5 separate regions of the Homo sapiens genome follow, and all the other regions are linked to region 2. Evidence: chromatin loops called from intact Hi-C (ENCODE). Cell type or tissue: heart left ventricle. All regions are shown on one strand. Links, peaks and the distances in the headings refer to the core of each region. The heading gives the core; the rest is flanking DNA.

Region 1 (5,806 bases), core at 1,216-5,215, 110 kb before region 2:
AAAGACAAGTTGTGGGAGGGGCTCTGCCAAACCTGACAGGCGCTCCAAATGGGGGCAGGGAGTCTGTGCAAGTTCGTTTGTGTGACCGGGCTTAAGGTGTTATGGGGAGGGGGTCCTTAGGCACCGCAGAGCTGTGGAGAAAGGCGCAGAATCTTTCATCTTCTCCAGCTTCATTAGCTAGTGGCAGCCCCATGACCTGTTGGCTGAGGACGCCTCTGCCCAATGGGAGCCGCCTGAGGGACCTGAGAGGAAGCTCTAGTGACCGCTTTCCCAACACACCTGGTCCAAACATGGGGGAGAACCTCCTTCCCCGTAAGGAAGGTTGGCAGAGCAGCCCTTCTTCTCCCCTCACAGGAGCTGCAGCCCCGGGCAGGTGACTTTGGCCTTAGATGCAGTAGGGCATGGGGATGGGCTTCCCCAGATCCCACATCTCAAGTCGTGCAGTGCAGGTCCTCCTATTGCTTCTCTGCTGGGTTTCGGTCACAGTGGAGGGCTGTATGCACACACAGGCACATGCCTGTGTTCTTGTGGGTGGGTCGGTTCGTGTGAGGACTTGTGTCCTTGTGTCTGTCAATTGTCACAATGGACAGGAAAGCGCTTTGTACCGTGGTGGAAAACACGTACAAATGCTGGTTAAGAGAACAATGAGGTCTGCAGGGTCTATTGTGTCCATGTCTGGGTGCATATGTGTTTGTGAGTTTAGGAAATGTGTTGTGAGCCTCCTAATTGAGCATCAGGTCCTCTAAACCCCTGCAGAAGTTGGCGGTTTGATTATGAAGCCCCGCGTCTGTTTGTATTGTTGTGTGCCTGCATGGGCGTGTGTGCGAGTGCTGTGCGTGGGACAAAGGTTCCAGGGAGGACAGCCAGTCACGGACAAAAATGTCCTTCTTGGGTAGGATCCATTTCACCAGGTTAAACGAAGGCTTAGAAACACAGAGAGGGGTACGTGAGGAGCCCGCTGGAGATGGGCGAGCTGCGGAGCCCACGGAGGGGCCAGCTCCAGCGTGAAGGAAGGAGTAGGAAGAGAAAAAAGGGCGATATACCGGGCCGCTGGAAAAGGAAATTAGGGCCCTGGGAGGGAGCATCCGTTGAACCTCGAGATTTTTATTGACCTTCACTTCAGAGAGGCTCCTGGCCATAGAGGAGGTTACCGGAGCCCTGGAACTAGTGCTAAACGGGCTTGCGGAGGCACAGCTTGATAGGGGAGGTAAGCTGGGGTTCAGTGAGTCACCTTCTTTCTTCTTCACCTGGCTTCCATCTGCAGGAGCCGCGATGTTCCCCCTTCGGGCCCTGTGGTTGGTCTGGGCGCTTCTAGGAGTGGCCGGATCATGCCCGGAGCCGTGCGCCTGCGTGGACAAGTACGCTCACCAGTTCGCGGACTGCGCTTACAAAGAGTTGCGTGAGGTGCCGGAAGGACTGCCTGCCAACGTGACGACGCTTAGTCTGTCCGCGAACAAGATCACTGTGCTGCGGCGCGGGGCCTTCGCCGACGTCACACAGGTCACGTCGCTGTGGCTGGCGCACAATGAGGTGCGCACCGTGGAGCCAGGCGCACTGGCCGTGCTGAGTCAGCTCAAGAACCTCGATCTGAGCCACAACTTCATATCCAGCTTTCCGTGGAGCGACCTGCGCAACCTGAGCGCGCTGCAGCTGCTCAAAATGAACCACAACCGCCTGGGCTCTCTGCCCCGGGACGCACTCGGTGCGCTACCCGACCTGCGTTCCCTGCGCATCAACAACAACCGGCTGCGTACGCTGGCGCCTGGCACCTTCGACGCGCTTAGCGCGCTGTCACACTTGCAACTCTATCACAATCCCTTCCACTGCGGCTGCGGCCTTGTGTGGCTGCAGGCCTGGGCCGCGAGCACCCGGGTGTCCTTACCCGAGCCCGACTCCATTGCTTGTGCCTCGCCTCCCGCGCTGCAGGGGGTGCCGGTGTACCGCCTGCCCGCCCTGCCCTGTGCACCGCCCAGCGTGCATCTGAGTGCCGAGCCACCGCTTGAAGCACCCGGCACCCCACTGCGCGCAGGACTGGCGTTCGTGTTACACTGCATCGCCGACGGCCACCCTACGCCTCGCCTGCAATGGCAACTTCAGATCCCCGGTGGCACCGTAGTCTTAGAGCCACCGGTTCTGAGCGGGGAGGACGACGGGGTTGGGGCGGAGGAAGGAGAGGGAGAAGGAGATGGGGATTTGCTGACGCAGACCCAAGCCCAAACGCCGACTCCAGCACCCGCTTGGCCGGCGCCCCCAGCCACACCGCGCTTCCTGGCCCTCGCAAATGGCTCCCTGTTGGTGCCCCTCCTGAGTGCCAAGGAGGCGGGCGTCTACACTTGCCGTGCACACAATGAGCTGGGCGCCAACTCTACGTCAATACGCGTGGCGGTGGCAGCAACCGGGCCCCCAAAACACGCGCCTGGCGCCGGGGGAGAACCCGACGGACAGGCCCCGACCTCTGAGCGCAAGTCCACAGCCAAGGGCCGGGGCAACAGCGTCCTGCCTTCCAAACCCGAGGGCAAAATCAAAGGCCAAGGCCTGGCCAAGGTCAGCATTCTCGGGGAGACCGAGACGGAGCCGGAGGAGGACACAAGTGAGGGAGAGGAGGCCGAAGACCAGATCCTCGCGGACCCGGCGGAGGAGCAGCGCTGTGGCAACGGGGACCCCTCTCGGTACGTTTCTAACCACGCGTTCAACCAGAGCGCAGAGCTCAAGCCGCACGTCTTCGAGCTGGGCGTCATCGCGCTGGATGTGGCGGAGCGCGAGGCGCGGGTGCAGCTGACTCCGCTGGCTGCGCGCTGGGGCCCTGGGCCCGGCGGGGCTGGCGGAGCCCCGCGACCCGGGCGGCGACCCCTGCGCCTACTCTATCTGTGTCCAGCGGGGGGCGGCGCGGCAGTGCAGTGGTCCCGCGTAGAGGAAGGCGTCAACGCCTACTGGTTCCGCGGCCTGCGGCCGGGTACCAACTACTCCGTGTGCCTGGCGCTGGCGGGCGAAGCCTGCCACGTGCAAGTGGTGTTTTCCACCAAGAAGGAGCTCCCATCGCTGCTGGTCATAGTGGCAGTGAGCGTATTCCTCCTGGTGCTGGCCACAGTGCCCCTTCTGGGCGCCGCCTGCTGCCATCTGCTGGCTAAACACCCGGGCAAGCCCTACCGTCTGATCCTGCGGCCTCAGGCCCCTGACCCTATGGAGAAGCGCATCGCCGCAGACTTCGACCCGCGTGCTTCGTACCTCGAGTCCGAGAAAAGCTACCCGGCAGGCGGCGAGGCGGGCGGCGAGGAGCCAGAGGACGTGCAGGGGGAGGGCCTTGATGAAGACGCGGAGCAGGGAGACCCAAGTGGGGACCTGCAGAGAGAGGAGAGCCTGGCGGCCTGCTCACTGGTGGAGTCCCAGTCCAAGGCCAACCAAGAGGAGTTCGAGGCGGGCTCTGAGTACAGCGATCGGCTGCCCCTGGGCGCCGAGGCGGTCAACATCGCCCAGGAGATTAATGGCAACTACAGGCAGACGGCAGGCTGAACCTCCGCCCGTCCGGCCCGCCCATTCCCGACCTCCACCTAGGGTGCCTGGGAGCAGCAGTCTAGGGCTGGCAGGACTTATGTCCCCCGTCCCCAACCTTCACCTACTCCTCCCCCTTACTACTCCCCAACCTTGACTACCAGGGACTTCTATTAGGGAGTGGGCCGATTTCACCAGTCCCTGCTACCCACGGCTGCCATTCTCCCTGCGGGCTGAATCCCCTTCCCCGCCAAGCACAGTGTTTATCTTACCCCATGCAAGACTCCACCCGCAGACGGTGGGCGATATCTATGTCCCTCCATTCCCGTCGCGATTATCTGCGAAATCCACCCCGCAGCCCGCCCCACCGTGGGCTCTGGAGCCAGAGGAAACGAGCGAAGACTTTGGAAACCTCGCGGTAACGCGGTGGTTTCGGGGGCCAGCCAAGGCCAGTGGAGTGCTGTGGGGTCCCACCTCGACCCCTCCTCCTCCCTTTCTTTCTTTCCTTTTTTTTTATTTTTTAATTTTATTTATTTATTTATTTATTTTTTGACGGAGTCTTGGTCTGTCGCCAGGCTGGAGTGCAGTGGCGCGATCTCGGCTCACTGCATCTTCCGCCTCCCGGGTTCAAGCGATTCTCCTGCCTCAGCCTGCCTAGTAGCTGGGACTACAGGCGCGCGCCACCACGACCAGCTAATTTCTTCTATTTTTAGTAGAGACGGGGTTTCACCATGTTGGCCAGGATGGTCTGGATCTCTTGACCTCAGGTGATCCATCTGCCTCGGCCTCTCAAAGTGCTGGGATTACAGGCGTGAGGCACCGCGCCCGGCCCCTCCTCCCTTTCAATCCCTACTCCCAGAAGCCGGGATTCGTGGCAACCCCTAGTTTTTAGTTCCAAAGCCTCCTGCCGGCAGGGAACCAAATCCTTCTGTCCTCCCACCCCCACCCCACTTCTGGCCAGTTGGAGTCCAGCCCGGTGCCTGGGGCGCCTTTCAGCTCCGCGCTCAGATTTTCCTGTTTTCGTTGTTTTCAAAGACAGCGACATTTCGGGTCTGGTGCTAACACCCCCTTCCCAGCCTCTGGGAAAATCGAGTGTGTGTGTCGGGGGGTAGGGAGGGAATGCGTTTTCTGTCGTCTCTCTCCTAACTTAAAGCGCCGCAGGACCGCGCGCCCCTTGGCGGCTGAGCCTGTGGACTTGGTCGCGGGCCAATTTCGTTGTCCGTGTGTTGGGCTTTCCGGAGGTCTGTGCGCCCAACAGCGCCGCTCCCGCGGCTCCACCCGACCCAGACCCTAGCTGGAAAGCGCCGGAGGCGGAGGAAGCTGACTGTGGCCTCCCGGGCCGCGGCTCTCTGGAGGGCTCGCGCCCTAGTTCGCACAAAGCCTGCTCGTGACTGTGCGACTGTGCGACGGGATCCGGATGGAGCCGAGCCCCTCCGTCCTCGCGTCTCGGTCCTCGCGTCGCCCCGCCCCACCCGCCCCTGCTTCGGCGGGAATCGTGTTTGCCCGGCGTGTAGTCCCTGACAAGCGTGCCCTGTAGGAGAAAAGTCTGTGTCCTGTGAAGTGTGACCGTGTAGTGTAGGGGGGCGGGCGGGGGGGCGGATGGGCGGGGAGGGAGGGAAGGGGAGGGGCGCGGCGCGGCGACTCGGGGCGGGGTTCTTTTTTCCATTTTGAAAGAAAGCGTCGGGGTTGGGGTGGGGGGAGTTTCAGTCCTCGGGATCAGCCCTCTCCGCGAAGCGCAGCACAAGCGCGGGCCTGGGACGGAGTAGCCCCCCGGAGCCCGTGCCCTTTTCTAAACGCGTCTGTATGCAGTCAATAAAACAATCGATTTGAACTGGGCTCGGTGACTTTTTGTCAGGGGACAGAGGGAGGAGGCCTGGGCGATGAAGGAGGAAACCGCGGAAGGAAGGAGCCCCCCCAGAGCCTCCCGTTGGAATCTTTTGAGTGATTTCCTGTTTGCGTGACCATCCTGTGATTTTTTTGCCAGGTGTTTGCACCCAGCCCTGCTCTTAGTGTCTCCAACTCCAGGGTGGGGTGACAAAAAACGAGGGCAGGCTGCAAGTGAGTAGGGGGAGGTTGCAGGAAAGGAAGGCGGGTGTCTGCAGACCCTGAACACAGGGAGTCTGAGTGTGCGTGCAAGTATATTTGCACTCAAGGGTGTGCGGCACCCTCTTTCACTTGAGACTGTCTGTGTAGTGGGGTGTGGCTGTATATGGTGTCACACTGCCCAGTTTCTGTGTCTCCACATCAGCCTTTGAGTTCCCTGAGAAGCCGGTGGGAAGAGGATGGGATTCATAGGGACAAGACCGCTGTGGCTTGC
Region 2 (5,806 bases), core at 1,241-5,240:
GACCACATTGACCTCCATACTGTCTACTACCCATAAGGACTCCAAGACGCCCAGGCCAGCTGTCTGGGCAGGACTGATTCCTGATCACCCACTGATACCAAGTACTCATCCCCAAGATTGTTAAACAAGGCCAGACACTCCTGGCCTCAAGAGGATGGGACTGAAAAACAAAAAGGTAAGGCCAGGGGCATGGGCCATGCACCTGCATGAATCCGTCCCTCCTTCAAAGTCCTTCCTTCAAAGTTTTGTTTGCTCCTTAATCATGACAAAAGCTTCCCTTCCCTGGGTCTCAGTTTTCACAGCTGTGAAATGGGGAGTGAGGTGGTCTCTGTGGCTCTCCCAGGTTAGCTGCCCTATACTCTTGGGCCACACGGGAACTGGAATGCAGTGTACTTGCAGGTGTTGTCAATGCTGACCACCCTTACCTGGTTGTTTCTGCACTCTTATTGCTGGGGTCACACAGTCTGAGAGCCCACTGAGATGGTTCATTACCCCTGTCCAAGATCTCCCAGGAGATTCCCAGGCTGCTGGCTTGGCAGCCCTGATGCCCCCATTGCCCCCATGCTCTCCAATCCCTGGCCCTGATTTTCTGGGGCCTAGGCCCCTGTCCTGGAACACAGATGCTTGGGTCTCTGAAGAGAAGGGATTTTTGTGTGTTTTGTTGATCACCGTATCCCCAGCACTCAGAACAGTGCCTGGCACATAGTGGGTGCTTAATAAAAAGCTGTGGCCCAGCAGCAGGGCTCTGTCAGGAAGGGACTAGAATCTCAGTGTGATGAGATGTAAACAGTTGAATGTAAGGGACCCCTTACCTTCCTCTCACTAGCAAGGCTGAGCCCCTGCCCTAGATGGTGTTAACCCACAGGGATAGCAGAAGGAGCTGAGACCAAAGGCACACAGATACTTGCAAATGGGGGATACCCTCTTTGTAGTTACACTCAGGTTGAATAAGCCAAATAGCTGGGGGTGCCCAGGCCCTAGTGTGATTTCCACTTCATTACTCTTGATTTTGATGTCTCTGGTTCCTGATGTTCTCTGCCCACAGCTGCCCCCCACCCCCTGCAGACTCTGCCCTCCCCATTAAGCCTCTTTCTGTAATGCCACACACTCAGAACCGGTCACCAGGTTGACCTGGCACCCTAAGCTGCCAGCTGGTCCCCACCTGCCCCACAGAGCTGGATTTGGGGATCTGGGGAGTGTGCGTGGGAGTCCTGAGGAGGAGCCAAGGTTGCTTTGATTAGTAGCTTTGAGAAGCGCTTTTGATAGCTGGGTAGAATCGCCTATAAGGATGCTCATCATGGCCGGGGGTGGTGGCTCACGCCTGTAATCCCAGCACTTGGCGAGGCCGAGGCAGGAGTTTGAGACCAGCCTGGCCAACATGGTGAAACCCCATCTCTACTAAAAATACAAAAATTAGCTGGGTGTGTTGGTGCACGTCTGTAATCCCAGTTACTCAGGATGCTGAGGCAGGAGAATCGCTTGAACCTGGGAGGCAGATGTTGCAGTGAGCCGAGATCACGCCACTGCCCTCCAGCCTGGGCAACAGTGTGAGATTCTGCCTCAAAAATAAAAGGACGTTGGCCAGGCCTGGTGTCTCACTCCTGTAATCCCAGCACTTTGGGAGGCCAAGGCAGAAGTTCGAGACCAGTCTGGCCAACATGGTGAAACCCCGTCTGTACTAAAAATACAAAAATTAACCAGGCGTGGTAGCGGGCACCTGTAATCCCAGCTACTCGGGAGGCTGAGACAGGAGAATTGCTTGAACCCAGGAGGCGGAGGTTGCAGTGAGCCGAGATAGCACCACAGCACTCCAGCCTGAGCAACAAAGAGCAAAACTCCATCTCAAAAAAAAAAAAAAAAAGGATGCTCATCATGTATATATAATACATATTTGTGTTTCTTCTTTTGTGAATCCCCAGTTCATGTTTTTTAAATTGGATAATGTTTATAGGTTTCAGTGCTCTTTGTATACTAGGGATATTAATCCTTTTTTAAATATGCAGCAAACATTTTCTCCTTTTTTTCTTTTCTTTGTATTGCAGGGCATTTTGGACCATTATAGAAGTTAGTATAGATTTTTAAAATGTAATCAAACCTATCCCTTTTTAATGATTTCTGACTTTTGTGTCATCTTTTGGAATGCTTCTCTGCTCCAAAGAACATAATTCCTCTTGCTGCCACCAATGGATACTCAGATTATGAGTTCAGGGGGGCATCCACTGTGGAGCAGAGAAGGGATCCACATCCAAGGAAGCATGGTTAGAGCACAGCAGAGACAGCAAGAGTGTGGGGTCAGACAGACCCAGCTTCCAGTTCCAGCCCTGGCCTCACTAGCTAAGCTGTGTGCTTTCATACAAGAGGTTTACTTTCTCTGAGTGTGCTTCCTCACCTGTGAAAGAGCTTTCCCCTGGCCGCCATAACTCTCAGGCAAGTTTAGATGTTGAAACTAGAAGGAACATGGGGGACCATTTTTAACTGAAAGTCCTTGTGAAACTGCTGGGAAATAGCCCCACTGCAGTCAAGTAACTTGCCCAAATGACAGATCCGGGCAGCCAGGCACCCTGCCTCCCAGCCCAGCCCCGCTCCAGCTAGTGTGACTTTTCAGACACACGGCCCTTCTAGAGGGCAGAACTGGGCTCAGCTCCTCAGGCCTCCCAGGCTGCTGGAGGATAGGGAGGAGTGGGTGGAAGAGTTTGTCTCCTTCCATCTCTCTCCCCACCAGAACCAAGTTAAGCACCCCCCAACCCACCCGCGGGAGCTGAATTCAAGGACCATTAACTCCCTGTTGTTCCTACCTCCTCCTCTCACCCTAGCCCTTCCCCCCAGCACATGGATCCAAAAATGCCCTAAGTGATGGGCAGTCCTAGTTCCCCTGCAACATCTGCTGGCTAATCCTGGCCTATTGAGGGCAAGGCTGCCTGTCTGTTTGGATAAGGGCACTGGAGTTAGCAGCTTCCAATCTTGCCAGGCCCAGTGGAGTAGCTGAGAGTGCTGAGCTTTGGAATCAGGCTTGCTTCGGTGCTCACAGCCCAGCCTCTCATCCACTGGCTGTGTGGCCTTGGGCAGGTAAACTGGCCAAACCCCTGCCTGGAAAAGCTGCCTGCTGATCTCTGCACCCTAGCAGTGTTGGGTGGGTTAAGTGAGAGGGAGCCTGAGAAGCTGATGGTGAGCATCCAGCTTTGCTCCCAGCCAAGAGGAGGCATGAATTCCCTCCCCAGGGCTCACCACACCCCTACAGATGAGTTTGTGCAAACTGAGAGTTACGGGGGGGGTACCCCATCACCCCCAGTTCCCTACCACTCATGTAACCCAGTATATGCATTTTCTGTTCCCTCATCAATCCTCTAGTGCAGGCCAGGGGTAACAGATGGGTCGAGGACATTGGTTCTGATGCAGGACATCTCTGAGGGAAGCCTGCAGATTCCCATCCAGACATGGGAATAAAAAAGGGATAGCAGGAGGTTAGCAGCCCTGGCCCACCATCCCCCTTCTGGCCTTACCCTTGGCCCCAAGCCTCCCTGGCCCTGGGCCCAGCCTGCCCAGCGGGCACATGCCTGCAAGCCTCACCAGGAGGCGCCAGCCTGGCAGTTGGCCTCATGCCCAGAACTGAAACACAATAGTTCTCGCCAAACTTCCTGCAAGCTTTATTCCCAGAAGGGAAGGCTGTCCCCGAGGGGAGGTGCAGGGGAGATAGAGGAGGAGCCGGTGTGACTCCTGGCCAGGTCTGCAGATGCCTAGTTGGGCTCTGGGGCTGCCAGGGAGCCAATGAGAGCCCCTGGACAATGGTCTTACTCCTGGGCCCTCCCTTTCATGGCCCTAGGGAGCTCATGAGAGGCCCTGTGCCCTCACAGCAAGGTGAATCCATCTAGGAACATGAATCACCCCTCCCAGCCTCACTGCAGGAACTTCAGGCACAGTAACCACTGGAAAGGCTGAATCACAAACTATTCCAGACATTCCCATTGGCCAGGTGGGAAAATCAAGGCTCAGGGAGGTGGTACAGAGAGGTAGGGCCAGAGCTGAGCTGAAACCTAGGTCTTTTTTTTGTTGTTGTTGTTGGAGTCTCACTCTATCACCCAGGCTGGAGTACCATCTTGGCTCACTGCAACCTCCGCCTCCTAGGTTCAAGCAATTCTTCTGCCTCAGCCTCCCGAATAGCTGGGATTACAGCCTCATGCCACCGCACCTGGCTGATTTTTGTATTTTTAGTAGAGATGGGGTTTCACCATGTTGGCCCGGCTGGTCTCGATCTCCCAGCCTCCAGTGATTTGCCCGCCTCGGCCTCCCAAAGTGCTGGGATTACAGGCGTGAGCCACCACACCCGGCCAAGTTGAAACCTAGGTCTTTTTGCCCTGAGGCTGCCAGCCTTACTCCTGTGCCACTAAACCAGGAGAGCAAGGCTGCTGGGGAGTGGGGGGGTCATGGTGGCCTGCATGAGGGTGGATATGGGAGGAAGCTGCCTACCCAGGAGGGCAGGGAACAGCACTCTGGCTGCTCCTCCTCCTTCACCTCCAGGCAGGGGCATCTTCCCCTCCCCTCATTCTCCCCTGACAGGAGCATGGGGGAGAGAAGGAGGGGCAACCCTCATCAACACCTCTGTAGATGGTGACAGGCCCTGCTGGGTCCTGGAAGAGGGTGGGGGTGGCCTCCTCAGTCAGAGGAAGGAGAGGGGGGCCTCTCTGCAGGACTGGCACTTCTGATCTGGGGGGCATGTATTCTCACCTCCTAATTAGCCATCTTGCTAGGCAAGGACCACAGCCTGCACCAGGCAAGCCAAGGGAAGTAGGGGAGCAAGGCACAGGGATGACAGTTCTGGAGTGACACCCAGGGTGGAGCAGAGGAAACAGCTAGGGCAGAGGCGGGGAGGCAGGAGGGAGCTTGGTAGGTGTGAGAAACAGCCAGGAGGCCAGTGTGGCTGGAGCGGAGTGACCCACAGGGCCCGTGGGACAAGATGAGGTCAGTTTTCTGGGCCAGCTCCTGGAGGGCCCCACGGGCCATTGCAAGGCTCTGAGAGAAGCAGCAAGCTACTTCAGGGTTCTGAGCAGAGGAGAGAGAGGGTCTGGGTCCAATCTGTAAAGGCTCACTCTGGCGATTGGATGGGGTGGACGGAGAGTCGGAGAGGAAACAGAACTCCATCAGAGGCGAGTCGGGACATACAGGTGTCTGGGACCTGAGTGCTGACCTGAGGATGCTGAGAAGGGTCAGAGTCCAGATATAGTTTGAAGGTGGAGCTGACAGGATCTGCTGAAGAACTGGATAAGGGATGTAGAGGAAGAGAGGGAAGAATCAGGAAGGACTCCAAGATGTGGGGCTTGAACAACTAGAACAATGGCATCGCCATTAACTCATTAACGAGTTGGGGCAGACAGCAGGAGGAGGGGTTTGAAGGGGAGTCCAGAGTTCGTTAGCTTTGAGAGGCCAGTAGACCCCCAAGGGGAGCTGTTGAGGGGGTGTGTGGCTCCGATTGGTGGGCACCCCACGCTACCGTGAGAAATGGATGAAATAACGTTCCTAAAACTCCTCGGGGCAGAGCAGAGCCTCAGGCACTGTGCCCTTTTCTTTCTGTCTGCCTGAGGCTTCCAGGAGCCAAGGCTCAAGGTAGGAGCAGAGCAGCTTCCAGATAGGTCGGTCCAAGTCCTCATCTCCCCACTGGGGAAACTGACTCTCAGAACATGGCTGGCTTTGGGGCCCAGCATGGTGAGAGGCAGAGCTGGTTTAAACCTACCTCTCCTGACACTCAGGGCTCCTCAGGAGCCGGCCATTCTGAGCCAAGGACCCAGCCTGCCGAGGCTGCCACCAAAACCAG
Region 3 (5,806 bases), core at 1,256-5,255, 98 kb before region 2:
TGGTGCAACTCAATCATCTGGTCATGGGTCTCTTGTGGGAAGACAGGCCCCTTCCTTTCCCTCCCTGTCCTAAGAATTGGGGGCCCTCCTCGAGACCCTCTAGGATCCTGAGTGCCACTAGGGCAGGTGGAGAGGAGGTGAAAGCTCTGCCCCTCTTTGTCCAGGGCCACGTATCCTAATGGATGAGCAAATACTACTCAGCTAGACCTTGTGCCTTCTGGGCTTGGCCAGGCCCAAAGGCTCCAACCACAGGTAGGAATGAATACGTGTTGGAGGCCAAGGACCAGGGTGCTGGGACACTCTGCCAACTGCCCACTGAAATCCCAGCCCTCTCAGGAAAACTCTAGTTTCTGTCCAAATGTTTGGCCAATGCACAGAATGGTCCCCAGCCTCTGGCCTTCCTTCCTACCTCTTTTTAAATGTAATTAATTTAACTTATTTAATTACATTAAAATAAAATGTCTTCCTTTCATTTCCTCTCCCTCATTCCTCTCTGTTCTTTTTTGAATTGTTCCAGTTCAACTACCAATTTGAGGTTGAATTCATTTTCACAGTGTCCCCATCAGGTGGTTGTAAAACTCTGGCTTATACTTATCCAGAGATGGGGAGCTCACATTCCACTCCCCGCTTCCAGGGAATCAGTTGTTTAGCAGTTTAAAATGTGTCTCTGCCTGGGTTCCACCCCTCAGGCCTGACTGCCACTGGCAAGTTCTCTGGGAGAACCTACCAGGTGTGGAGGTGTAATCTTCACCTCTGACCCTCTCTCCCTGGCTCCAAGGCTTTCCATTCAATGCAACTTTTTTGAGCCTTTCCTGTATGCTTCATGTGCTGTGCTAGCTTCAATCTCTCCAGTGTGTCTTGCTGTAAAACTTATTTGGATACTACATGGGAATGGAGTCTAACGGCTTGAGGAGTGTGTGTGTGTGTGTGTGTGTGTGTGTGTGTGTGTGTGTGTGTGTGTGTCTTGAGAGACCTGGAAAATGGTCGGAGAATGCAATATGACAGCAGTAGCCTCAGAACTCAGAGCAATTTATCAGGAGCAGTAATTCTCTGAGTTACAGAAACCAGATGGCCAGGATGTGGCCTTGAATCAGATCAGAAACCTGTCTAAAGAAAGGTTATTTGAAAGGAGTGCCTCCTCCCCCTAAATGTTTCCTAAAGATCAGCTGAAATGAGAACCATCTTGAAGATCATTAAAGTCCATTAATATAAAAGAACAAAGGAAGGCAGGGCTTCTTTGAGAAAGAAGCAGCTGGGGTAGGGTCCTCTGGTCCCAGATCTTGTGTCTGGAATGCAGCCCTCCACCCATGACATCAAAATAACAACCACAACTAAAGCTAACATCTCCAAAGATTCGTTGTCAGTACATATATGGCCTGTGACTTCCTGGTAGACATCTCAGTTTTTCCTCCTTGATCTCAGGGAAATGCATTTTGGTAGGTAGAGGGAAAGGAGTGGCATCTTGCTATGACTACCCTGCCCCACATTTGTTAACAGAGCCCCAGTTATGAGACATTCCATAGGGAAAAAGGGACCTGCTCTCTGCACAACAGGAGGTGTCGCCTGCAAAGAAAGGACCATGACTATGTAAGCACAGAGCAAGGGAAACTGGGGGATCTCCTTTCTCTGCAGAAATCCAAGCCTGTATTCTGCAGAAAGCCAAGCCCTAGTACCAGGACATAAGAAAGGCCCCTTGTTGAGGCTATAAATTGCCAAGTCTGACCTAACAAATACCTTTACCTTATACATTTCCAACATAAAGGTATAGATAAGAGAAATCCTGCTGGGCAGTTCGGAGGAAGCAAGTGGAGCCATTTCAGTTGTAATGTGTCAATTCATTGATTACATTTGAAATGTAGCCACCCACACCTATCTGTTCAATGATAAGATTTTGCCTTAGGACTCAATAGAGAATAACATTATATTGAAAATGAAAGATCTGCTGTGACTGGCATATAGAAGAGATTAAATTTTAAAATGTTTTGCAATATTCGCATTTTGTTCAAAATATGACCAGTGTTCCTAATGAGACTTGATATGGATTTTTTAAAAAGCCATCCAAAGGCCCCATGATGGGCACAAAAACAAAACCAACTTGTTGGGTTAAATTAGTTGGAAAGACTTTGTATCATTCCATTGTTGAATAAGTAATTTATGGGATTTAAAGACAGGACGATTTTGAAAATTGTGCTAATTGTGTGTGCTTTGTTTGAACATGTGAATGTAAGTTTAATAATTAAGTTTAAGTCCACATAGAACAAGGAGAGAAAAAGTGTTTGTATTTTTATCAACTGTTTACTGCTTACATGTATTCCCTTGTGTATTAGGAGTTAATTTGGTTTTGGCAAATTAAATGCATTTTCTCCCAGCAACATTCTCAAACTGTTTCTTAAATTGAATCTAAAAGCCATTCAAGGCATCCAGCCATTTGAGAGAAAAATTTCTATGATTATATAAATTACCGAGGAACTTCGTAAGAATTGATCATTGTCGAAATGGGGAGAGAATAGGAATGGAGAATTAATTATCAAATGCGTCTTAATAATAGAGGCTTGTCACACATCTAGACTAAGAATGCTAATAGTCACCACCTAATATTAGTATAAATACTAATAATACCAATAGTGGCTAACATTTATTGAACTCTTACTATATTTCAGGCACATACTATGGATCTTACAAGCATTATTTTGTCATTCCTTATAGTGATCCTGTGAGGTAATATTATTATTCTAATTTACAGGCAAAGAAACCAAAGAGCACAGAGGGTTAGTAGTTTGTTGAAGATCACACAGCTGGCAATTTGCAGGGTTGAAGTTTGTCCTTTTGTTATCTGACTCCAATGCCAGAGATCTTAGTCACCAAGCCAAACCTCCTCCTGAAGCCTCTACAAACCAGTGAAGTATAGAATAACATATTTTCTATATGGTTAAATTTGCGGCTAATTACAGAGTTTGTCTAGAAAAAGGATTTCTCTTGCTGTTTCTCTTATTTCTCAAAATAGCATTTTTTTTTTTCCTGATTATAAAAGTAGTGCAGGCCAGGCGCAGTGGCTCATGCCTATAATCCCAGCACTTTGGCAGGCCAAGGTGGGCAGGTCACTTGTGATCAGGAGTTTGAGACCAGCTTGGCCAACATGGTGGTCTCAAACTACTATTTCATGTCTCTACTAAAAATACGAAGAAATTAGGCAGGTGTTGTGGTGTGCGCCTGTAATCCCAGCTACTCTGGAGGTTGAGGCAGGAGAATTGCTTGAACCCGGGAGTTGGAGGTTGCAGTAAGCGGAGATCAGGTCACTGCATTCCAACCTGGGCAACAGAACAAGACTCTGTCTCAAAAAACAAAAAAAAGAAAAAAGAAAAAGAAAAAAAGAAAAGAAAGAAAGAAAGAAAAGAAACAAATATAAAAATAAAAGTAATGCATGCTTCAACTAGAATTGTCTTTGGTTGCCATTGGGAATGTAAATGGGCATAGCCACTTTGGAGAAATATTTGGCAATCTAGAAACATTAAAGATACACATACGTCTGACTCAGTAATCTCACTCTTGGGTATATACTCAATAGAAATGAATGTTTACATCCATCAAAAGACAGAAGAGTCCTTTGGTGGATGCAAGTGCAACGATGTTCATAGCAGTTTTATTTGTAATAGCCCCAAATTGGAAACAACCTAAATATCCAACAGTAGAATGGAGGAAGTAACCTGTAGTATATTCATACCCTGGAATACCACAGAGCAATGAAGAACAAACTGCAGCTACACACAACATGGATGTCATCACAGTGAGTGAAAGAAGAAAGACACAAAAGATTATGGAATGAGTGATTTAATTTAAAGGAAGTTCACATACAGGCAAGACTAATTTTTGGTGGAAAAAGTTGGAAGGTACTAACCGGGATTAGGAGAAGGCTCAAGGGAGACTTCTGAGATTCTAGAAATGTTCTATACCTTGATCTGGATGGTGGCTACATGGGTGTATGCATATGTAGAAATCCATGGGCTACACACTTGAGTTGTATACTTTATTGAATTTGTTATACCTCAATTTGTGTGTGTGTGTGTGTGAGTATGTGTGTGATGGAGTTTCACTCTTGTCGCCCAGGCTGGAGTGCAATGGCGTGACTTCGGCTCACTGCAACCTCCAGCTCCCTGGTTCAAGTGATTCTCCTGCCTCAGCCTCCTGAGTAGCTGGGATTACAGGCACCTGCCACCACACCCAGCTAATTTTTGTATGTTTAGTAGAGATGGGCTTTCGCCATGTTAGCCAGGCTGGTCTCAAACTCCTGACCTCAGGTGATCTGCCTGCCTCGGCCTACCAAAGTGCTGAGATTACAGGCATGAGCCACGGTGCCCAGCCCTTATTATACCTCAATTTTTAAAAATGGAAAAATAACCCTTGGAAATCAGGCACCAAAGTAATACGTGCTCCTTATTGAATAGCACTGTCCGATACTAGCCACTAGCCACATGTGGTTATTTACATTTTAATTTTAATTAAGGTGAAATAAATTTTAAAACTTGTTCCTCAATCCCACTAGCCACATTTTAAGTACTAGGCACATTGCTAACAGCAATTGTTTATTTGGACAGCAGAGCTATAGAAAATTTCCATCCTAATGGAAAGTTCTATTGCTAGTGTTGTTATAGGAAATTGAAAAATATAGAAGTGTATTAAAAAAACAATTTATTATTTATAATTCCCTCATCCAAAAAATAATGTATTAACATTTTATGTTAACTTCTAATTTCTTTCTAAAATAAATTTTATTAAATTACAAGAGTAACATATGAATGCATTCTTGTCCTAAGATAATTAAATATTGATAAACTGAAACTCTCTTTGACCATTGCCTGCAATCCTAGAGCTCTCCCCAGTGGTAACCACTCTTACTAGCGTACTATGTACCTTTTTATTTTTTTTGAGATGGAATTTCGCTCTCTCGCCCAGGCTGGAGTGCAATGGCGCTATCTTGGCCCACTGCAATCTCTGCCTCCTGGGTTCAAGCAATCCTCCTGCCTCAGCCTCCTGAGTAGCTGGGATTACAGGCATGTGCCACCAAGCCCAGCTAATTTTTTTGTATTTTTAGTAGAGACGGATTTTCTCCATGTTGATCAGCTGGTCTCGAACTCCCAACCTCAGATGATGCGCTCGCCTCGGCCTCCCAAAGTGCTGGGGTTACAGATGTGAGCCACCACGCCCTGCCTGGTACCATGTATCTTTTCAGACCATTTTCGCAGGTACTTATAAACATGATGTCTGTGTATGGAAATACACAGCAGAGCCATTAACATCACCCTGACTCAAGGAGCTTCCACCTGGTTCAGTTCAGTCTCCCGAAGTGCACAGGAAGGGTGTTATCCCCATCATCCACATCCCACCCAGTGTCTAGGGCTCTCTTCCTATTCATCTCGAGCTGCTGTGGTCCTGGGATATTGTGAGAGGGGACGTCACATGGGGCAAGTCAGATGGTCACTAGGTACAGTCACACTGCAGAACTGGCAATGCCACTCCTGTTGGGTGTTCCTAGGGCAAGGTGTAACTGTAAATCCAGGGGAGCCATCACTCCACACTGTCTGTATGAAGAGCTAGCCTGTGGTGCAGCTCTCTAGCCTGAAGGTGGTGCTTCCTAAGGTAGAGTCTAGGAGGTCTGCAGGCATGACTCAGCTCCCTCTGGGTCCTCTCGCAGAGGTCCTTTGCTGCTTTCATGAATGCCACACTGGAGCATGGAACCCTTTTGTGAAGCTGCCCCAGATCCCCTTGGTACCAACATCATCATTTTCTCTCTGGTATAAGGCACAGGCTC
Region 4 (5,806 bases), core at 848-4,847, 83 kb before region 2:
GGCCACCCTACTTGGAAACATTCCAGAAAGGCAATTCTGAAAAAAACAGTTCAGCCTAGCCAAGTTAACATAGTACAAAGCCACTGTGCTTCTTCTTAATGGTAATGGTTTGTAATAATTTCCAGAAAGAAAAATAAAAAGACAATTCAGTATTTTCTTCAGTATGTTTGATCAAAATTTGTTTTTTATTATTGGTGATCTTGAAGTTATAATACTATTGCAGTTTTGTGTCCCACAGACATAGGGATTCTGATAAATTCGATTTCATGTGATTCTCACTCAAAAATAAAAAAAAAAAGTGCCCTGACAATTAATAGTTTTGCTGGACGTAGAATTCTAGGTTTGAAACTATTTTCCCTTAGAATGTTGAAGGTGTTGGTCTATTTTGCAATGTTGAATACATTATTGACAGGAGAGACTGCTGGCTTTGACTAAACGTTAATGAGAACTGAGTACTCTCCTCGCAAATTTCTATATCTAATGGGAAGGGTTTTCCCTAGCCAAGCTTTTTGGCTCTGTACATCTCAAAATTTGTTTTTTCTCTACTACCCAGCTGCTTCATTGCCAAATGCCTTAGAACAAGTTCATTTTTGTTTTGTTTTGTTTTTGAGACAAGGTCTTGCTCTGTTGTCCTGGCTGGAGTACAGTGACATGAACACAGCTGACTACAGCCTCGACCTCCCAGTCTCAAGCAATCCTCCTGCCTCAGCCTTCCAAGTAGCTAGGACTACAGGTGCACGCCACCACACCTACCTAATTTTTGTATTTTTTGTAGAGATGAGGTCTTACTATGTTGTTCAAGCTGGTTTCTTAACGCCTGGCCTCAAGTGATCCTCCCACCTTGGCCTCCCAAAGTGCTGGGATTATAGATGTGAGCCACCATGCCAGCCCAAGTTCATATTGTGATACATTTGACCCTGACCTTTCATGTCACAATGCCTGTGAGTCAGCCCAGTGGACAGCAAGAGTATTCCTAAATGGTCATTTTTACAATAGGACAACTACCACATGGAAGAGAACTGAGGCGCCCCAGTCAAGACAATTACTGACCCCCAGACATGCACGGGGGACATCCTGGAGTCTCCAGCTCTGGCTGAGCTGTCAGCTGACAGCAACCACATGAGTGCTCCCAACAAGATCAGCAGAAGAACCACACAGATACCAGCCTACAGGACTATGAAAAATGATCAATCATCTTCATCTTAAACCATTAAGTTTTAGAGTGGTTTGTCATGTAGCAATAGATAACTGAACACTTGTAAATCATCTAACTGGATTTTCAAAAACCCAATTTGAATGTCTTTCCTTTAATTTATAACAACTTATTCATAATTTCTTATACTTAATGATATGTTTGGGTTGATTCCTGACACTTTGAGTTTTCTATCGGCCATGCTTTTTTGCCTCCCACCCCCATTTGTGCCCTTTGTTAGATAGGTCAGGTTTTATTTATGGTATTTTTCTTCTTACAGTCAGGAAGTTATAAATCCTATTTCCATTCTTCGGGCTTTTCTATTCAAGAAACAAAGGAATATATCTGTTTCTTCATCTTTCTTTGGCGATTGGGTGTGCTTCGGGTTTAATTAGGTTGAATTTTACCCATCAGAAGGAAGCTACTGTTCGTGGCCTAGAAAACGATAAAGTATAGAGTAAGGCAATCAAAATCACCACAGGAAAGGAGCCCTGTGGGTCTGTCTGTGTGTGGATGTGTGAGCGGATGGTTATTAGAAAATGGTTGAGGAATGCAGCTCATCAGCTGAGGCTCGGTGCTCATCAGCCACCCATCTGACACTCATCAAAAGCATCGGTTGCTGGAGATTGACCAGGTGTCCGCAGCGGCCTGTTTCTTACCGTCTGCTTTGGCTTGGCCAAGGTTTAGGCAGCTTCTCTCTTTCCTCCAGGCTTCTGAGGTCTGCTTTCCTCCAAGCCTGAGCAAGCATAACAGAAAGTGGATTGTGACCCCTTATCAGCTCCTCCTGGGAATCGGCTGACCCTGTCTTTCCTAGGCACACTCCCGCCAGACCCCACCCCTTGTGTGGCCAGCTTCCCTTCCAAACGTTTGCTTACCTCTGCTTGTCCTCTCTTTACCCTGTGAAAGAAAAAGTTATTTCTGTTTGATTTTGAGACACTCACAGATTTCTGAGATGGGAGAGTTCTCCATATTGCAATCGTCTTTCTAATTAAAGCCTCTCCCTCCCTCTCTAATTCTGGATTTGTTTTTATTTGACAAAATATAGTCACCATTTTCTGGGGATGAAAACTTAGTCAATATCAGAAACCTGACTGCAGTCAGGAATAGAGCTCATTCACCTTTCTTCCCTAGAACTTAGACTGTGCTTGAGGCATAGTGGGTACTTCTTTATGTGTTTTATGAATGAATGAATGAATGAACGAACAGATGCTGAACTCAGGAGACAGAGAAGGAAGCTGGGAGAGCTGGTGTCTGGCCTCTGCTTGCTCCAGGAGCTATGTTCTCCCTGTTCACAGCTATAGCTGCCAGGGATTCTGGAAACACATCCTGCTGCCATGGAAATGAATGCAGTCACAGAGTGGGAACAGTTAAGTTACTTTTCTGAGAGAGTTACATCATTTAGAAGCAGATCTCTAAAAGTCCTTGCTCCTGCAGGAGTTGGTGACTGAGTGGCAGTAATTGTGTTCACATGGTTAACTATGACAGTGTCACATGAAGCTCAAATAATGGGTTGGAAACGCACAAATGATTGCTAGTTGCTTGAGCTCTCTGCTAGCCCTTGCCTTGCTCTCTCCATATTTACTTTCTCCAGCTTGCAACTGGATATACAGACGTGTCTCTGCAGCAGCCTGGCCCACCCTATTGACTGAGGCAGGAAGTTGATCTGCGGGTTGCAGCTGCTCTTGAGGAAGCTGAGTCTACTAAAATCTGTTCACCCTTTCCCTGACACTGCTGCTGAGGCCGGTCCCCATCCCCGGCAGCTTCGCTGGGCCTTGTTTATCTTTTCATCACTCTTGACTGGCTCTGGCCTATTTCTGGATCTCATGTCTGTCCTCTGACAAACCCTGCCTCTCTGCCAGCTTTCTGGAATCTGTCAATCTGAGAGGCATGGGAAAACGACATTGCCCAACAGAACCAGCATCTCAATGTGGCAAAAATAGACTCATCCAAAGCAATCTGGGCATACACTAATGTCCCCAGCACTGAACATCCCCAATCACTGGTTTCCCCCATCTGATTAATTTTTTCCCCATAGAGAGGTTTTGCAAACATTTATGCATCTTTAAGCATTTTAGTGATCTGATTTTCTTAATTTTGATGGATTTTTCTTTTTTTCTTTACCTAAAAATATCATTTGAATCCATTTTCAGCTGATTATTCCTTTTTTTCTGTTTGTAATAGCAACGAGCTAGAAACAAGGTAATTATCCAACAATAAAAGACATTTTCCCTCCACTTTGTGTGCTCTTTGATGCTCATGCTGCAGGCCGAGGGTCACTTATATCCTCCCACTGGCCTTATTGCTGGCTAACCCGTGACCCGGTAGCCTAGCCCTCTGTCTTTCCTGGGAATCTCTTCCAACCAGCTGACCTCTGCCTGGTCCTTCTTAGTTTGACAGAGCACCTGTTTGTTCCTAGGGTGCCGAATGGAGCACTGTCCTTCTCCTGGATAACTGATGACAAAGATGCATCCAACCTGCACACGCAACATGCTCCCTCTTCCATGAATGCCGGTTGCACCCGATGATCTGCGCCTGCTCACTCTACCTGCCTCCCTGCCCAGGGCAGAGAACTGAGGATGTTATGTTAGTGAAATCCTCAGATCACTCACAGCGCAGAACACTCCCCAACTTCTCTCCATCATGTGTCAGGCCCAGAAGCAGTTACAATCATTACAACATCACCTCCCACCTTTCCATCTACACGGTTGAACAGCTGTGCATTAGTCTAGAAAAGTCACCCTGAAAACTGGCTCTAGTTTGGGGAGGTGACATGCTCTTGCTTTGTCCCCAGAGATGTTCTTCTGTTGTCCTTGCAGTGCAGGGAGTACCTCCTGGGCTGTGTGCAGCAGCCCTGCCTGAGGTAGGGGAGTGCTGTTCACTAATATAGATCTGAATCTCACCAGTCTAGGAGGGGACAGGTACTTCTAAGTCAATCAATCAATCAATCAATCATCAGTCAATCAATCTTTCAAGTTTTCTCATCTTCCAAAAAGACACTAATGCCCAGTTGAAAGTGGTAGCCACTCAATTCACCTGGGCTTATCACACAAACAAACTCTCGTTATCATATTTTTTCCTTGATGCTGTATGAAACTGAGTGAAGTCACATTTCCTGATTCAGAAGTTGCAACTGAAATGGCCCAAGTGGGAACAAAAGGGGAAATTTTGATAACAGATGGGTTGACCCTTTATGGTATAGAGCTGATTCTGAGAACTACTCCAACAAGCATGCATTCTAAACTCTATCAAGCAATGTGTGGAATCACGGCAACAAAAACATGTTCTCCCTAGCTCTTAAGTATTTTTTATTTGGAAAATGGAGTTTCAAGTTGTTTTCCTGACTTCTATGAAGATTGTGATGAAATTGCAGAATATATAAAACAAAAGATTGTTGATATTGTGTTCAAATGCAAACTAGACTGCTCATCTATCTGCATATTTGGCAAATGGTGCAAATGTAAATATTGGAAAATTCCATTCAGTCTATAAACTTACCAAAGGAAATTTTAAAAATTTCCTGCTAAACGTCCTGACCCCTCTGTACCTTTTACATAACACTGCTAAAAAGAGGTATGATTTGCCTACTGTGACATTGACAGTTTCATAATGACATTTTTGGTTAGTTTTCAGTTTCCTCAAAGCATGCAGAGGCGCTTTATGAGATTTTTGATTTTTATGGGCGTGGTAGGAGATAGCCTTCTTAGACATGCCTACAAGATGTCTTGCAGAAAAGATGTTAGCATGTTGGCCTACTATAAAATCATATTTTCAAAGTGTAGGATGAGAAGAATGTCCTTCACTACTTTGGAAATACATTGAGGATGAGAACAGAGAAAAGGATTACTGTAAAATGGAAATTTATATGCCGTTTCTCCAAGACTGTTTCATAATCTTTAAAAAAGCTACAGAAAAGGATGAACTAAGTGCATCTAACTCGTTCCATTTAGGTGTAGGTTGTGACAAAAACTCATCTAGTGAACAAATGACTCATTTCTTGGAAATAAGACTGCTTTGAAACTTAAAAAATTATCACTAGGAAAGGACAGCCAAGTTAAACAGGATTTTCTCAATTTCTTTACTAAAACTGTAACTTATTTGGAATCCAGCTTCAATTTCACAAGTTCAAAGTACCTCCCTGCTTTGAAACCATTTTTTCCAGAGAAAAGAGGCTTACCTTATGATGACATCCAATGTGCTTTGAAGTGTTTTAGAATGACAGACATTTTAGACATCGATAGCCTGTGTGATTAATTTATTGAAGCAAAAGAACTGATTGACGAACAGCTGGCCTACCAAAACAAGCCCATAGATACAGGGGATGGACATTTATGGAGAGGTGGAAATTAACTCCTACAAGTCTAAAAACCTGCTGTTGCTAGTAAATAAAAGCCTAGGTACTCCATGCCCTCACACAGTATTGTTGAGAAGCTATTTAGCATTGTGTTATCACATCAGACTGACACTAGAAATCAGTGTAATGTGGGCTTGAGAAGAGCAGAGCCGCAGGCCAAAGTGAATGTTATACTTATCTCCATTCAGTTTTATCATTGCATAAAAGAAAGGATGGGTGTCATAAATGCCACAGGCAATTCAGAGAACTATTATTAAGACAGG
Region 5 (5,806 bases), core at 1,217-5,216, 56 kb after region 2:
TCCTGGCAAAGTTGAATGGGACAGGGGAATGGGAATGTGGGCAGAGACCTGCAGGCTGGGGAGGTACAGGCATGGAGCAGCCATGGGAGCAGATCCTGGCCAGGGCCAGCCCCAGGGTAGGGCAGGACAGAATCATTGAGTCTGGCAGGCACTACAGGAAGGGTGGCTGGAGCAGGAATGGGCAGGATAGACTTAAAGTCCATAGGTACTCTGCCTTGCCTGCCCTCCTTCCCCGAGCCCACCCCCACCTCACCCCATAAGAGACTGATGGGGTAAAGGCACTGGTCTGGACTGAGGGGTTGTTCCCACCTTTATTTTAGCTTTGTGATGAAATTAAATGGATTATACATGGTAAATTTCAGAATCCACATACAAGTACCTGGTGAGTGCCCAGCTCTGACCAGGGGCTCAGTAAATGTCAGCTCTGGGTTATTGCATTGACCCATCTGGTGCTGGGGCCACACTGAGTGGATGTCAGGGAGACAGGCTATGGGGGAGGGAACTCCTTTGCAATTGTCCCTGCTTTCAGTACTGATGGGGGCACCTCTGGAGACCTCTCCCTTGATTTCATTACTTCTACTTCCTCTCCTAACTGGATTAGATGGCAGTCTATGAAATCCAGGGCATAGAGATTGGCTTTCTGCCTGGAAATGAGCAGAAATGTCATTATAGGTCCTGAATCAGCATCTCACCACAGCCCCAGGGGCCACCTGGTCAATGGGAAGGTGGTCTTTGCCCTGTATTTATGCTTTCCTTCATTCTCTCCTGCATTCATCCATCCATTCATCCACCCACTCATTCATCCATCCATCCAATATGCATTTTGTAGCTCTTCCTCTGCAGTCAATCTAGTGTTCAGCTGTTCCGAGAAAGAGACAGATGTGGTACTTTTTCCTATCTAAAACACATGGCCAGAAAACCCTAAACCATCTGACTCAGATGCTACCCTGGGTGTCTTCACGTCAGTGGGGAGCCTCCAAGTGAAGCCTGCCCTCTGTGAGCCATAGCTACTGAGAGGACCAGGTGGGAGAGAGAGCCAGGCCTGATGCCCACAGACAAAACAGGCCCAGGAGTCTTGGTCATGAAGTGCAGTAGGTGGCCTGCCAAAGTCAGCCTCGGGGTCCCCCAGTGTCCCACTCTTCCCATTCCAAGAGTCTTATTATAGCTGCTTTCTCTTTGGCGTTGTCTATTTTGCACCCATTTGATGGGGAGTTGGGGGACATAGAGCCCAGACTTAGCCAAATGCCTCTGTGTACTTATGTGACTGTCCCTTACTCTATAGACATGGCCAGAAACATCTTCACATTAATGAATTTCTGCACAGCAAATTTTATTTGAAAGGGGCATAAAAGAATAATTACTTAAAGAATTTCAGTGGTAAAGTGAAGGGTCCTTGTCTCAATTCATTGAATTAGTATGCATGGACTTTCCTATAGAAGAACCACTTTAAAAGAGGCCCACCTGCATTCATTCCCTCTCTGGTTGTTCAGGGTCAAACACCTGGGCACCTCTAACTCTGAGCGCATCTGTACTGGTTGGCAGTGTGCCCATTGCTCTATTTATTTCTAGCACAAGACTCCAGACAGTGGAATAATTTGTCTGCTATGCAGCCAAGAGAGGATTCCAACAGCTGGTGCAGGGTGGAACTGGCTCACTTTTGAGGTCCCTGAAAACCCTAGGACTGCATGATTCTTTGAACAATGAGTATGTTTTAGAGATAACCATGAATTTCCAACAGGGCTTTAAAGTAACCCTTCCCCAAAGGGAGCACAGACATGTCCCTAAGCCCAAGGAACTTAAAATTTTATTTAAAAAAAAAAAACAAAAAAAAAGCAGCCAGGCACAGTGGCTCACGCCTGTAATCCCAGCACTTTGGGAGGCCAAGGTGGGCAGATCACAAGGTCAAGAGTTCGAGACCAGCCTGGCCAATATGGTGAAACCCCATCTCTACTAAAAATACACAAAATTAGCCAGGTGTGGTGGCGGATGCCTGTAGTCCCAGCTACTCAGGAGGCTAAGGCAGGAGAATTACTTGAACTCAGGAGGTGGAGGTTGCAGTGAGCCGATATCATGGCACTGCACTCCAGCCCGGGCAAGAGAGCAAGACTCTGTCTCAAAAAAAAAAAAAAGAAAAAAAAATAGCAGGCAAGTCTGGAATTAGCAACATGAAAGCACAGACAGCCAACTGCTAGACCAGAAGAACCCAGAAAACCTACAAGTCAGTGTGAGCTGAGACATCAAGTCATCCTTGGGCGGTGGGGGTGCTGGTATTTGAGTGGCATCAGACTTTAGACATATGACAGTGATAATCCTGCCAAGGGAGAAGGAGGAGAACGGGAAAAGAACATGGAGGGAGACGAAGGCTCATCAGAATATACAGAGAGGAGAGACTGTCTGCTTAATGGGTGGTAAGATTGAAGGATGATAGAGGAGATGAAATGGAAAATAGGTCTACATAGCAAAGGGTGTCAAAAGAGTGTAGGATTTTAGAAGCTGTTGTTACTGCACCAAGTGTGGGTGCCAGAGATGGCATAATTCATTTATTCTTCCACCAAAAATGTATTGAGTGCCTACAATGAGCCAGAGACTAGGGATAGACAAGGTTCCTTGCTGACATGGGACTCACATCCTAGCATGGGCATTTGCAGAAGGAAGGCAGTTAAGAAGTAAATGCATTTTTAAATTTTCTGGTAGAGTAGGTGCTATGAACACAGTAAAATGGGATAAATGAATAGAGAGTATATTGGAAGTGGGATTACTTTAGATAGAGTGGGCCTCTATCTCAAAGTGTAGGGACCCTCTGAGCAGATCACATCTGGGCTGAGACTTGAATGATAAGAAGGAGACAGCTGCGTAAGGATCCCTGAGGACCTCCAGGAAGAGAACAGCAAATGCAAAGGCCCTGAGGCAGGAGCGAGCTTGGCTTGTTGGAGGAACAGCAAGGGCCATGTATTTGGGACCCGGTGAGCAAGGGGCAGATGGTAGGAGGTGTGCACGGGCCAGCCATGCAGGGCCTCCTGAGCCATGAGGAGGAGAGGCTTGGGGTGTAGATGGTGTGCTTATGGTAGATGGGCACAGAGAAGGGGCCTGTCCTGAAGTTTCTCTGCACCTTCTCTTCTCAGAGACCAGAAAACTTCTTGACACCAAACAACAGCAAGGCTCTTCCTACCTTGGACCCCAAGATCCTGGATAAGAAGCTGAGAACCATCCAAGAGTCCTGGTCCAAGGACACAGTGAGCTCCACAATGGACTTGAGCACGTCCACTCCACGAGAAGCAGAGGAGGAACCTCTGGTGCCTGAGATGTCCCATGACACAGTGAGTGTCTCTCCCCAGGTGGGAAGGGCCGGGGCAGTGATGAGGCCATGGGAAGGGGACTTGACTGCCATCTGCAGGACTGCTTCATGCCTCAGGTGGCCAGTAGACCTCCCTCCCCTTAGGCACACTCTGCATGTGAGTTACCCCAAAGTCAAACTGCTGGGCGCTGTGGCTTCTTCGTTTGCAGGGTCTCTTCACCTTTTGAGTGGAACTCCCGTGTAATTTCTTTCAAAACAAACCCATGCAACACTTGTAAGCCAGGGTTCCATTTATGTGTGTAGGCATCAACTCAGAACTTCCTGAGGTGCATGGCCACTGGGTAGTGGGAAACACCTTTAAGAGATTCATTTTAGCTTATAACAGGAGAAACTGGGGCTCAAAAAAAGAGGACACCAGCTGGGCACGGTGGCTCACACCTGTAATCTCAGCACTTTGGGAGGCCAAGGCGGGCGGGTCACCCGAGGTCGGGAGTTCGAGACCAGCCTGACCTACATGGAAAAACCCCGTCTCTACTAAAAAAATACAAAATTAGCCAGACGTGGTGGTGCATGGCTGTAATTCCAGCTACTCGGGAGGCTGAGGCGGGAGAATCACTTGAACCTGGGAGGTGGAGGTTGCGGTGAGCCAAGATTGTGCCATTGCACTCCAGCCTGGGCAACAAGAGTGAAACTCCATCTCAAAAAATAATAATAATAATAATAAAAGAGGACACCAATTCTGGTGACATAGTCTGTGTCCTTGATCATGGGAGCTGCTGTGTTTTCCTGTTGCTGGTTGAGCAGATGCTCAGGAAGGGCTGGTGGAGGTGGCCAAAGTGACATCCTAATTTGCTGAGGAGTCAGTGCTGGGTTTCAGCCCTCGATGCAGAGAGCTAAAGAATGGGCTACCAAAGAGACAGTCCAGGGAGGTGCTACCCAGTAACCATGGCTGAATTATTGGGTAGCTTCCTCCCTTCTTCCACAGCGGGTCCCATGGGGAACGCTGCTCTGGAAGATCTTGAGAAAAGGCCCCAGACAAGGCCACCAGTCCACAGGGAAGTCCAAGCCATCCTCCTCCCAGGACCTGACCTCCTCCACCAACAGCCTCCTCATCTTCCCCTGGCACTTCTGCACCTTTCTGGAACATGTCCCATCAGACGAATAGGAAGGCTGGCTGTCTGCTGGGCATGCCCAGGGTTCTTCCACATGAGCACCCCTGCCCACCCTGGAGCAGGGCCATCCTGCTCAGGCACCACAGCACTTATGGGCCATCTTTACAATTTTCTCCCGTCACCTCTGGCCCTTGGGGAAAGAGCCCTTGGGATTAACATCCAGCTCAGTCATAAACTGCATTGAAAATAAAGAAACCCTGTCTTTGGAGATTTGGGGCAGCATGAATAAACCACTTGCTCCTGCCCTCTCCACATCCTGGCCTCGTGGTTCCCCCTTCTTGTGCCTCTAAGCAGAGGTAGTAAAGGAAAGAGAGGCCAGGTGCATGGCCTGCATCTGTAATCTCACTACTTGGGCAGGCCGAGGTGGGAGGATCGCTTGAGCCCAGAAGTTTGAGACCAGCCCTGGCAACATAATGAGATCCTATCTCTACAAAAAATTCAAAAAATTAGCTGGACTTGTTGGTGCACGTCTGTAGTCTCAGCTACTCAGGAACCTGAGGCAGGAGGATCACTTGAGCCTGGGAGGTCAAGGTTGCAGTGAGCTATGATCGTGCTACTGTACTCCAGCTTGGGTGACAGAGCAACACCCTGTCTCAAGAGAAAAACAAAATAAAAGAAAAAACAGGCCAGGAAAGAAAGAAGAGGGAAGGTGCCATCATGGGGAAAGGCACATGGGAAGGGAAGAGAAAGAAGGCATCCCTCCCTGGTCTCAGCCCTGTGGAGGGCTCAGAGCAACCTCTCCTGCTCAGCTGCCCCGGAGGGGCCAACCAGCCAACCCTCTGCCCTCCCCAAGCTAAGCCTCCACCTTCCCCCAAGGATGCAGACCTCAGCCCCTGACTCACACCACCTCTAGAAGCAGGAACCACAAGCACCTCCTGGCTGGACAAGCCTCTCACATCAGCCATCTGGGCACTGACATAGCACAACCAAGGAGGGGGAAGTACCCAGCCCTGCTCCTAGTACTGGGCATGGCAGGCAGTCCTTCGTTTGGAGTCTGCTGGGTAAAGCATCCAAGGTCTGAACTGAGGTCATTAGGTCTGAGAGTCTTTGAGAGAAACCAGATACAGATGTCTTAATACCATGGATTTGTCTGTGGGAAGTGAGACACAAATTGCTGGGGTGGGTTGGGTTGGAGTCTGCACTGTACTTATAAAACTTGATGATGATGATGATGGTGGTGGTGATGATGGTGATGATGATGGTGGAGGAGGAGCAGAGAGGAAAAAATAGAGTGGAGGAAGAAATGGCCTTTAAATATAGAATGGATCTGAGAGGTAGGCAATATAAACAATGTTTTCAACATCTGAAAGAATATTAGAATAACATGGGTAGAGGGCCA

What was found. Peaks named below come from ENCODE experiments on the same cell type or tissue, not always from the same donor. Only the 100,000 strongest peaks of a DNase experiment are listed, where the experiment ranks them.
Region 1: it touches region 2 in a loop (3-fold over the local background); 17 of 110 quality-filtered maps call a loop at or near these places.
Region 3: a loop joins it to region 2, with 2.9 times the contacts of the local background. A loop is called at or near these places in 19 of 110 quality-filtered maps.
Region 4: it touches region 2 in a loop (3-fold over the local background); 11 of 110 quality-filtered maps call a loop at or near these places.
Region 5: it touches region 2 in a loop (1.9-fold over the local background); 16 of 110 quality-filtered maps call a loop at or near these places.

Annotation. Positions count from the first base shown.
Region 1 is chr15:74,131,483-74,137,288 of GRCh38, forward strand. It overlaps ISLR2 (immunoglobulin superfamily containing leucine rich repeat 2), which reads left to right. Exons shown (of 3, transcript NM_020851.3): 3 at 1,265-5,320. The coding sequence starts at 1,273. The coding sequence ends at 3,510. Among named protein-coding and RNA genes, the nearest start is that of ISLR2, 3.8 kb to the left of the region's middle. RefSeq lists enhancers at 1-228, 4,348-5,039. In heart left ventricle, for the core only: CTCF peaks have their summits at 1,927, 3,120 (motif pointing left) and 4,709; DNase peaks (open chromatin) are centred at 2,459, 3,149, 3,539, 4,779 and 1 weaker place; H3K4me3 peaks cover 1,172 bases; H3K27ac peaks cover 1,402 bases; H3K27me3 peaks cover 3,093 bases.
Region 2 is chr15:74,236,566-74,242,371 of GRCh38, forward strand. CCDC33 (coiled-coil domain containing 33) reads left to right here. Exons shown (of 19, transcript NM_025055.5): 1 at 1-175. The coding sequence starts at 155. Among named protein-coding and RNA genes, the nearest start is that of CCDC33, 3.1 kb to the left of the region's middle. RefSeq lists enhancers at 2,411-3,006, 3,007-3,602. In heart left ventricle, for the core only: a CTCF peak has its summit at 3,578 (motif pointing right); a DNase peak (open chromatin) is centred at 3,586; H3K27ac peaks cover 1,072 bases.
Region 3 is chr15:74,138,951-74,144,756 of GRCh38, forward strand. It overlaps a transcript of ISLR2 not described here. Among named protein-coding and RNA genes, the nearest start is that of ISLR2, 11 kb to the left of the region's middle. RefSeq lists enhancers at 1,523-2,054, 5,629-5,688. In heart left ventricle, for the core only: no CTCF peak of the experiment used is centred there; no DNase peak of the experiment used is centred there.
Region 4 is chr15:74,154,276-74,160,081 of GRCh38, forward strand. LOC124903523 (a long non-coding RNA gene) reads right to left here and starts at 2,089. Exons shown (of 2, transcript XR_007064708.1): 1 at 1,852-2,089. In heart left ventricle, for the core only: no CTCF peak of the experiment used is centred there; a DNase peak (open chromatin) is centred at 2,892; H3K27ac peaks cover 1,790 bases.
Region 5 is chr15:74,292,632-74,298,437 of GRCh38, forward strand. It overlaps CCDC33 (coiled-coil domain containing 33), which reads left to right. Exons shown (of 19, transcript NM_025055.5): 11 at 3,123-3,317. Among named protein-coding and RNA genes, the nearest start is that of CCDC33-AS1, 24 kb to the right of the region's middle. In heart left ventricle, for the core only: a CTCF peak has its summit at 3,404 (motif pointing left); no DNase peak of the experiment used is centred there; H3K27me3 peaks cover 954 bases.